Linked DNA regions of Homo sapiens: region 1 is linked to region 2. A link is an interaction called in ENCODE POLR2A ChIA-PET data of the cell type or tissue named here. Cell type or tissue: GM12878. All regions are shown on one strand.

Region 1 (5,000 bases), 260 kb after region 2:
ATGTACTTTTAATTTGTTTTTAGTGTGATGTATTTAGGATTTGGAAGCATCAGGAATTATATAACTTATTTGCTTTTAAAATATTTGTTGTGATATTACAGTATATGTGAATGAATGCAGTATGTGGTATGTATTACAGAATCCAATCTGAATTTAGGGATTTAAGTGTTTTCAGAATGTGGAAGCTTCAACCAAAATGTCTTCTTACCAAAGGATGATAAATCTTCCCTAGCTGCTTTTTCTTGGAAAACAAGTGAAAAATCTATTTCTAACATAGTAATATAGTATATATTGATACCTGCAAAACATTATGTGAATCTACTTAGATGCCAGCACTTTCAATTACAGTTAGCCAGTTTTTAAAAAAGATTTTTAGAAGCTTTCAACTGTAGACTTTTGTCTTGTTGAATGAACTTCAGCTACACTAAATTTTAAGTAAATTTGTGATGACTGAGCAATATACATTGGCTGAGCTAGAATCCAATAACCCACAGGACAAATTAATTTTCAACAAAAAGGGCAGAAACCTCAAGTGCCATGAGTATATGGAGTCTCATTCTATCTCTCTGGAGCCATTTTTGCAAATCACTACAGCTATTCATAATCTAAATCAGTCTCCTTTAGCAGCAGAAAGATCTTTTTTCATGACAAAACAGAAGATGACATTCATTAGTGCCTAACTTGCATAAGCTACCTTAAATTTATTGGTGCTCTTCTGCTTATCTGGGTAAGAATTCCTTTGTCTACAGCTATAGGAAAATTCCAGTTGTACTACTTAAAAATATAAATTGTCACTTTTATCAGAACTTTTGGCAGTTTACTTTATTTTAGAAGTAAAACTGGTGGTTAAGGTTTTAAGACTTCCAATGGGCGTTGTTTCAATCATATTTAATAGGTGCCTAGGATAGTAATAGGATTATGTATAAGCTTCTGTGCTGAAAAAAAATTCACATTTTTATCCATATACTGCTGGGGAGGTTTGTGGGGAATCAACCTTTGCAGTTGTGGATATGGCTATGTGCATTGTATTACCTGCCAGGCATGGACAGAGACTTAACATCACCCAGCTGGTTTGCTCATCATATTCAAGGACTATGCATGATTTTTAAAAGGAGGCAAGATACTTAGAAGAAATCATTTTGAAATGTCCCGTAAGCTGTAATAAACCTTTCTACCAGTGAGTGGGAAACTTAGTTTCTTATTATGTTCATAATCTTCTGATTAGACTCCTTCTTTTGTTGGTCAAATTTTCTTTCCAGTTTATAGGAACCAGCCTTGGATCTGTCTGGAAAAATTAAGTTGTTGCTGTATCAGTAGGACCATGCTTTTTGTTTTCTGTTCCCTTCCACCTCTACCATGCTGTTAAAAAAAAAGTGGAAAAACTGAGTGTACATACATTTTTCAGTGATGGTTTTGTTTGTCTTCTGACAATCAGATCCTTGGCCTGGTGGGACAGTGAGGAGTATTACCTAGCAAGAATTATTTTGGTAGGGTGAGATGGCAATGTGGTGCATCTCCATAGAGGAGGAGGAGGAAGAGAATGTGGGTATGAGCTTAATAGGACCTGACTTGGCTAGGGGTTGAAAAGAGCCTGAGGCAGCAATGAAGATCGATTTTCAGGGATTAAAACATAATTTCTGAGTATTTGGGGTGATGGTATTGTAAGATAGCCAAATCCTAAACAAATCTTTCACTAACACTTCTTTCTTCTGTGACTACATAGCATCTCTAACGTCTGAATTCACATTTCTATCTGTTCCTAGTCATCATTTATCATAGACGATGACATTGAGGCAAGCCTTGGATATGACCTGGAATGAAGGGAGAATTGAATAATACAAGTTGTGTGGCTCACTATTTGGAAGAAGTCTTGTGCTTTGAAAAAAATGTATTCTGTGTCCACAAGACAGACTTTTTCTGTAAACCTGACTGGTCCATGTTAAGGAATGCATTTGTACCCCTGGTGTCAGTCACTGTGATCTAACCATTTGAGCTAATTAGACTAGTCACATGTTGTTAAATATTCATCCAGAAAATCTCCACAAAAATGGAATTTTAAAGTCAATCAATGCCCTTTTTTCTGTCTTGGAAGATTAGATCAAGGAGCATGAACAGAAATAGAGCTCCAGCAAAATCATAGGTTAAAAGGAATATTCTAGGGTCTTCTTTGCCACAGAGTCAGCTTCCCATAAAAGGTCTCTCTCCTGTTTTCCCATATTCCAAGGCAAAATGTGCTCTAGATCTATACTTCCGGGGTTCAAATACCACGTCTGCCACTCTCTTGCTGTGTGACCTTGTGCAAGTTATTTAATCTGCCTGTGCTTCAATTTTTATTTCTGGGGAATTATAGTAATACCTATCATATAGGTATTGTTAGGGGTCTTGAACGAGTCAATATTGTTGGTGTCAACCTACTACTCTTGTGTCCATGTTGTTATATGCAATGATCAATTCATAGTTTTCTTTTTATTTGCCTCATTAGCACTATTCAAGACAGTTATCATTCTTCTTTCTTGAAACACTCTTCTCTTGGCTTGCAGGATGCCCTGCTGTCCTGGTTTTTCTCCTCTTTCAATGTTCCTTCTCAATTTCTCCTCATCTCTCCAATCTGTCAATGTTGGAGTGCCCTAGAGCTTAGTCCTTAGTCTTTTCTCTTTTGTTTTATACTCCTTGTTGATGTCCTCCAGGTTCATGACTTTAAATATCATCTATATGGCTGCTACTTCCAAACTGATAACTCCACCTTGGATCTCTCCCCTTAACTAACTGCTTGACATCTCCAGTTGGCCATCTGGTAGGCATCTCAGATTTAACACAATCAAAGCTAAAGCCCCATTTGCACCCTCCTGCCCCCAAAAGCTGCCTCTTTTACAGTCTTCTATCTCAATGAATGGCAAGGCTGTCCATTCAGTTGCTCAGGCCAGAAACCTTGGAGTCATCCTTGATTTCCCTCTCTCATTCTCACTCTTTGTGTCAATTCTATCAGCAATGGTCTTGCAGTGAAATTTGCCAGCACTGTCCCTCCCATCTAGAAGTCTCTATCTTCATTCTTTGCTTTACATTTCTTCATAGCACTTATCACCATCTGGAAATCTTTGTTTTATTTGTTTGCTTATTTATTGTGTTTCCCCCTACAAAATGTAAATGTCTAGAGAGCAGGGGTTTTTGTGTCTTTTGCTTACTGTTGAATCCTAGCATCTAGAACAGTGCCTATAACATCTTAGACCTCAATAAATATTTGTTGAATGAATGAACGAAGTGCTTAGCGTGGTTCCTAGTACATAATGAATGCCCAATAAATGCAAACCACTATTTTATCCCAATTATAAAGTTGCATTGTACATAATATAGGATAACTCCATGTAAAGAGGCTCCTTATGCATATTAATAATCCTATAATTCTATACAGTAAAACTCTTTTATTATTTTACTATAGCCTCAAAATATCCCTTTTGGATTACCCCAGTACTTCACCATGAATTGTATGTGTATATCCTCAATAAATGTTTGGTGAATAAATTAAGTGTCTCAGTTTTTGACTTGAGCATTCCCTTTTTGGAAAATCAAGAATAATGGCCCAATATTCTTTGGGACCAGCTTCCTGATTAAAGCTTTTCAAGACAAAAGCAAAATGATGGTAGGAATTTATGGGTTAAAATTTCCCCTTCTGGCCTCAGGCACTTTAGGAGGCTGAGGTGGGCATATAGATTTGAGCTCAGGAGTTTGAGAGGAGCCTGGGCAACATGGTGAAACCCCATGTCTACTAAAGATATTCTAAAAAGTAGCCGGGTGCAGTCCCAGCTACTTGGGAGGCTGAGGTGGGAGAATTACTGAGTCTGGGGGGTCAAGGCTGCAGTGAGCTGAGATCATGCCACTGCACTCCGGCCTGGGCAACCAGAGCGAGACCCTGTCTCAGGAAAAAAAAAAAAAAAAAAAAAAAATTCCCCTTCTTCTATTTGTCCTTGTTCTTAGCCTTGGGTTCCTTTTATTTAACTTAAAATTACTGAGGAATTTCAAACATTTTAATTTTGTTTTCTACCGTAGAATCCTTTTGTCATGTCAATTCAACAAATACTTGAGAGCTCTACTGTGTGCTAAGCACTATGCCAAGTACTAGGGATTTGTAGAGGAATATTACTTGGTTCTTACCTTTGAGGAGCCCAAGAAAGTAGAGAAGGTAGGCATGTAAATAATTACATTTCTTTTTTTTCCCTTAGAGATGAGGTCTTGCTTTGTTGCCCAGGCTGGAGCACAGTGGCTATCCACAGGCACGATCATAATGCCCTGCAACGTCAAACTGCTGGGCTCAAGCATATCTCCTGCCTCAGCCTCTCAAGTAGCGGGGACTACAGGTGTGTGCCACCACACCCAGTTTACATTTCCATATGGTATAATAAATGCTATAATGGAACCATGTACAAAGGTACAGAGGTAGCATAGGAGGGAATGATTAACTCTGAGAGATGGGTAGGTTGGGGAGGAAGTGAAAAGGTTTCATAAAAGGTTATGCCCAAGCAAACCTATTATAAATGGAAACATATAAATAGGAGTTTTTCCAGTACATAACGTGGGTTCTGGAGAGGGTGAAGGCATTTCAGACAGAGGGAACAGAATATGCAAAGGCACAAAGTTGCATAATAGCATACTGTGTATAGAAAATTACAGATAATTTGGTATTATTGAAGCACAAAGTGTGTGTGTGTGTGTGTGTAAGGGGTTGGTGGTATGTATGGGAAGTCACTGAACATGAGGCTGCAGGGCTTTCCATGCAGCATTAAGAGCTGTTACTATTTTATGTAGTGGGGAGCTATTTAAGAAAAGGAGCATGGGTCTGTAATATTAGCACTTTCTGAAAACTACTCTGCCTGCTCTATAGAGGATGTATTGATGAAGATAAGAGTGGAGGGATGGGAGTCTACTTGGGAGGCTATTGAAAGAGTCCTTGGGTAAGATGATGATGATGGTAGAACCCTCTACCTTTGAACAAGCTCTATTAGAAA
Region 2 (5,000 bases):
ACAAGCTAAGTCATTTCAAAGATTAAAAGACTTAGTTTTGACTTAGCAAACTTTAAGACATTTTTACTCTGGAATGGTTTGCTCCAATCATAATATGAATCTATTTTTTAATATTTACCATTCTATTACCATTCTAGAAAATAATTTTAAGCCATGATATTATTCATCACACTCACTTTAGTATAGTAATTCCTTCCATCCCCCGCTGGGGATATATTTTAAGACCCAACCCCTAGTGGATGCCTGAAACTGCAGACAGTACCCAACCTTATAGATACTGTTTTTCCCTATACATACATGCCTACAATAAAGTTAAATTTATAAATTAGGCAAAGTAAGAGATTAATAACCCTAACTCATAATAAAACAGAGCAATTATAACAATATACTATAATAAATGTTACATGAATGTGGTCTCTTTCTCCCTGTTCCTCTCTCCAAATATCTTAATATTTTCACATCGTGGTTGACTACAGGTAACTGAAACTACGGAAAGAGAAACAATAGGTAAGTGGGGACTACTGCACTCAAAGTACCAAAGATGCTGAATCCTGCATCCAAACTGTCAGATCACATGATAGTTAATAAAGTGAAGAAGACTGACAGGCATTGGGCATAGAAAAATGTCTGGGCCAGATAAATAAAAAAAAAAGATACATAATTATAAGCAATACAACATAGTAGTGATAATAATAGTTGCAACCATTTCTACTCAAAATTTTTAAATACCTGTAATAGGTCTTAGTCGCCGTAAGACAGAAGATGGCCTTCTCATATCAGCAAGGAATTTGTAGAGATCTTCATCACTTAAGCGGTCTCCTTCCTGATTTCAATAATAGAGGAAAAAGTATTTGATAAAACAAATATAGCCAGGCACAGTGGCTCACGCCTGTAATCCTAGCACTTTGGGAGGCTGAGGCGGGCGGATCATATGAGGTCAAGAGTTTGAAACCAGCCTGGCCAACATGGTGAAACCCCGTCTCTACTAAAAATACAAAAAAAATTAGCCAGGCATGGTGGCACGTGTCTGTAGTCCCAGCTACATGGGAGGCTGAGGCAGGAGAATCACGGGAGATGGAGGTTGCAGTGAGCCAAGATCACATCACTGCACTCTAGCTGGGGTGATGGAGCAAGACTCTGTCTCAAAAATAAAAATAAATAAATAAATAAATAAAGATATATATATGATGAAAAATAAATTTATAGTTTGTTAGTAAGCATGCCCTTATGCCTACAATGTAGTTAGAATAAAAAATTAAATTAAAATTATGATTATAAATATCATACCAGTTTATTTCCTTTTTTATGCTTTCAAATTTTACTAAGATTTAATAATACCACTGTCTTTTTTCTTATTTATAGTCCATTATCTATGCCTATAAAGTATTACAAAATACTCTCAAATATAGAAAACCAATACAAGTTACTGGCCGGGTGCAGTGGCTCACGCCTGTAATCCCAGCACTTTGGGAGGCCGAGGCGGGCGGACCATGAGGTCAGGAGATCGAGACCATCCTGGCCAACACAGTGAAACCCTGTCTCTACTAAAAAATACAAAAAAAAATTAGCCGGGCGGGATGGCAGGCGCCTGCAGTCCCAGCTACTCGGGAGGCTGAGGCAGGAGAATGGCGTGAACTCGGGAGGCGGAGCTTGCAGTGAGCTGAGTTCGCACCACTGCACTCCAGCCTGGATGACAGAAAAAGACTCCGTCTCAAAAAAAAAAAAAAAAAAAAAGGAAAGAAAACCAATACAAGTTAGAGATAGATGAAAAAGAGAAGAGAAAAATAAGAACACAGACATAAAACAGAATCAAAAAGCAAACTAATATAAAAATACTTGAGTCTCATAAATTTATTACTTTTTAGTTCATATTTGTGTTTTCAACTTTATATCACAAATTTCTCCAATGCAAAATCTGCAGCACTGGCTAAGGTGAGGAGGAGAAGAAGGAAGAAAGGAGGAAGAGAGAGGAAGAAGAGGGAGGAAGGATTTAGACGAGGGAGGGAGGGGGAGGAGGAATAGGAGGAGGAAGAAACTACTGTTAAGGAAAATCACAACTGTCCTCATACTAAGGCCAGAAAGAAAACTCCAAAAGGACTTCAACCAATATGAAGAGACCTTGAAAAACACAAAACAAATTACCCATAGCCGATTAACACAAATGTTCAATTTAATGTTAATATTTTTTCTTCTTACAATTAAAATAGCTAGAGTTTTTCTTTTATTAAAGAGTCAGTCTTTAGATTTTATCAATCCAATCTTCCTGCTTTGAGATTTTATTGTTTTATGCATATTTCATATATTGTTCTTTTATCTTATTTGGTAATGCATATATTTGAGGCTACTTTATTACTGTCAACTCACCTTGAGCCACAACCCATTTGCTCTTCATCATTATATTCTAAACAAGGATATAGAATTGATCTTCTTTTATCTCACTATTTAGAAAAAATAATTCTTAATTTCTAAGTGGTTATAGTTTTTTATTAATAACTTAAAAAGCTTTTAGTTTTATTGAGTTATGGTTAGAAAATCTGACTTTACAAGGTTTCTTCAGTGACCCAATATAACTAATTATTGTAAATGTTCTATCAGTTGTTGAAAAAGTATATTCTTTTCTTGTGCATACAGAAATAATATAAATTTTTTGAGACCAAGTTGCCAACACATGAAATTAATTTTTAAATGGTCCTTATTCATAATATATTCAGATTATTTCTAGTCTTCATTATTTCTATTTCACCCATTAAATTATATTTTCTCTTTCGGTACTTATTGGTCTCCATTCTTTACTCCCTGTTTCCATGCCTTTTTGGTGAGTGAAGCACAATTCCCTCCCTAGGCCTGGCCACATGCCTTGCTTTGCCAATAAGCAAACATGATGCAAACAGAGGCTTGAAAAACATTTGCACAATTTAGTTTGCTCTCTCTCTTGAACTTTTGTCAGAGCTATGAGCACATGACCAAGCTAGCCTGCTAGAAGATGACAGTAGAATTTGAGAGACATGTCACAGAGCTGAGTCATTTCTGTCTTCCCAGTAGAAGTCAGCCTATATTAGCTGATCTCAGCCAACCTCCAAACTTGTGAATGAGCCTAGTTCACTGGAGTAGTCTAGCTGATACCCTTTCCTCTACATTGGTTGTTTACTGTCCTGTACCACTGAAAAAAATAGATAACATATATCTGTCAACAAATAGAACAAATGTCTTCAAAACTATTGTGTGGGTTTGATTTTTTTTTTAAATATCTATGTATTTCTAATAATTTTGACTTCACACATTTTATTTATTTATTTATTTTGAGACAAGGCCTCACTTTGTCACCCAGGCTGGAATACAGTGGCATTATAATTGCTCACTGCAGCCTCAACCTCCTGGGCTCAAGCAATTCTCCCGTCTCAGCCTCCCAAGTAGCTGGGACTACAGGTATACACCAACATGGCCGGCTAATATTTTTTATTTTTATAGAAACAAGGTCGGCCAGGCACGGCGTCTCACGCCTGTAATCCCAGCACTTTGGGAGGCTGAGACGGACGGATCACAAGGTTAGGAGATCGAGACCATCTTGGCCAACACGGTGAAACCCTGTCTCTACTAAAAATACAAAAAATTAGCCAGGCATGGTGGCAGGCGCCTGTAGTCCCAGCTACTCGGGAGGCTGAGACAGGAGAATGGCATGAACCCAGGAGGCGGAGCTTACAGTGAGCCGAGACTGTGCCACTGCACTCCAGCCTGGGTGAGAGAGCAAGACTCAAAAACAAAAACAAAAACAAAAACAAAAAACCCAGAAACAAGGTCTCACCATGTTGCCCAGGCTGGTCTTGAACTCTTAGGCTCAAGCGACCCCCCAGCCTTGGCCTCCTAAAGGGCTGGGATTACAGGCATGAGCCGACATGCCTGGCCAACACATTTTAAATCTGTACATAAACACTAATGATTACTATATCCCTACTGTAGACAGTAATCGCTCATAAACTGAAAAAGAAAAAACTGCCTTCTGTGTCTCATTTAGGGAAAAATCTGTGCCTTGAATTCTACTTAATTAAAATGGTAATCTCTTTTTTTAACTTAATTTGCATTTGCCTGATGCATAATTTTCTAGCTACTTAAAAATAGTTACAAAAATAGTATATGCTCATGGTTAAAAATTTTTAATACAGAACCATATTAAACAGTTTCTGTACTGTAAACATTTTCCACTGCTCCATGTTTCCAGCAATCATTTATTTTTAAGTTTTCATAATCATTTTGTGCTACTTCCCAGTTATAGTAACAGTATTCAAAACAGTGTCCAGAACATGGTGATGAATGCTCAAAAAATACTGGTTGGATAAATAGATAGGGGGTAGATGGCTTATTGATTTATGCTTATAATACCAATTTATTGATAAACAGCAGGCTGAAGAAATGAAAAGAAAGCTGTGGAAATACCAACAGAAGTGGTGTAGCAGCTGAAGAAGTAGAAAGAGGGGGAAGTAACATACCTGCAAGGTTGTGTCACTGTAGCAAATCTATTACCCCATTTCCTAGCTATATCTGGTCTATCACTTTATGAAAGTGCAGTCTTCTCTAGACTCTCTTTTACTACTGTCCATAATAAAAAGACCAATACCATTTGAGACATTTATCACTGGCTTTTTTTCCTGTGAGTTTCTCAGAGCAGATGCCCATGAATACTACTGATATGTAACAGTGAAGGGGACTTCAAGTAGATTGCTATCTGTCTATTCAAGGTCCATTCAATTGAGGTCTACCCTCAATTCTTGCCCTCTCAAGTTATGAGATATCAGTAAGCCAGGATTTCCTCTTCTTACTCAGAATAACATCTCAGAAAATGGAATTTTGAAGGAATTACTAGCATTTTCCCTTAATCCACTCCAAAACATGTACTACTCCAGTTTGTTACGCTAATACAAATTTTCTCCCCATTCTTATATGGTTCTAGTCACCTAGTCACTTACAACAAAGACTTTCAAAATTTTCTGATCTTGATTCATGAC

What was found. ChIA-PET counts read pairs that join two places held together with the same protein. Peaks named below come from ENCODE experiments on the same cell type or tissue, not always from the same donor. Only the 100,000 strongest peaks of a DNase experiment are listed, where the experiment ranks them.
Region 1: POLR2A ChIA-PET joins it to region 2 with 5 read pairs; 2 of 35 experiments call an interaction of 5 or more read pairs at or near these places.

The regions. Positions count from the first base shown.
Region 1 is chr1:62,883,907-62,888,906 of GRCh38, forward strand. No RefSeq gene overlaps it. Among named protein-coding and RNA genes, the nearest start is that of ATG4C, 100 kb to the left of the region's middle. In GM12878, no CTCF peak of the experiment used is centred here; no DNase peak of the experiment used is centred here.
Region 2 is chr1:62,619,171-62,624,170 of GRCh38, forward strand. It overlaps DOCK7 (dedicator of cytokinesis 7), which reads right to left. Exons shown (of 50, transcript NM_001367561.1): 13 at 730-823. Among named protein-coding and RNA genes, the nearest start is that of ANGPTL3, 24 kb to the left of the region's middle. RefSeq lists an enhancer at 3,616-4,116. In GM12878, no CTCF peak of the experiment used is centred here; a DNase peak (open chromatin) is centred at 3,001.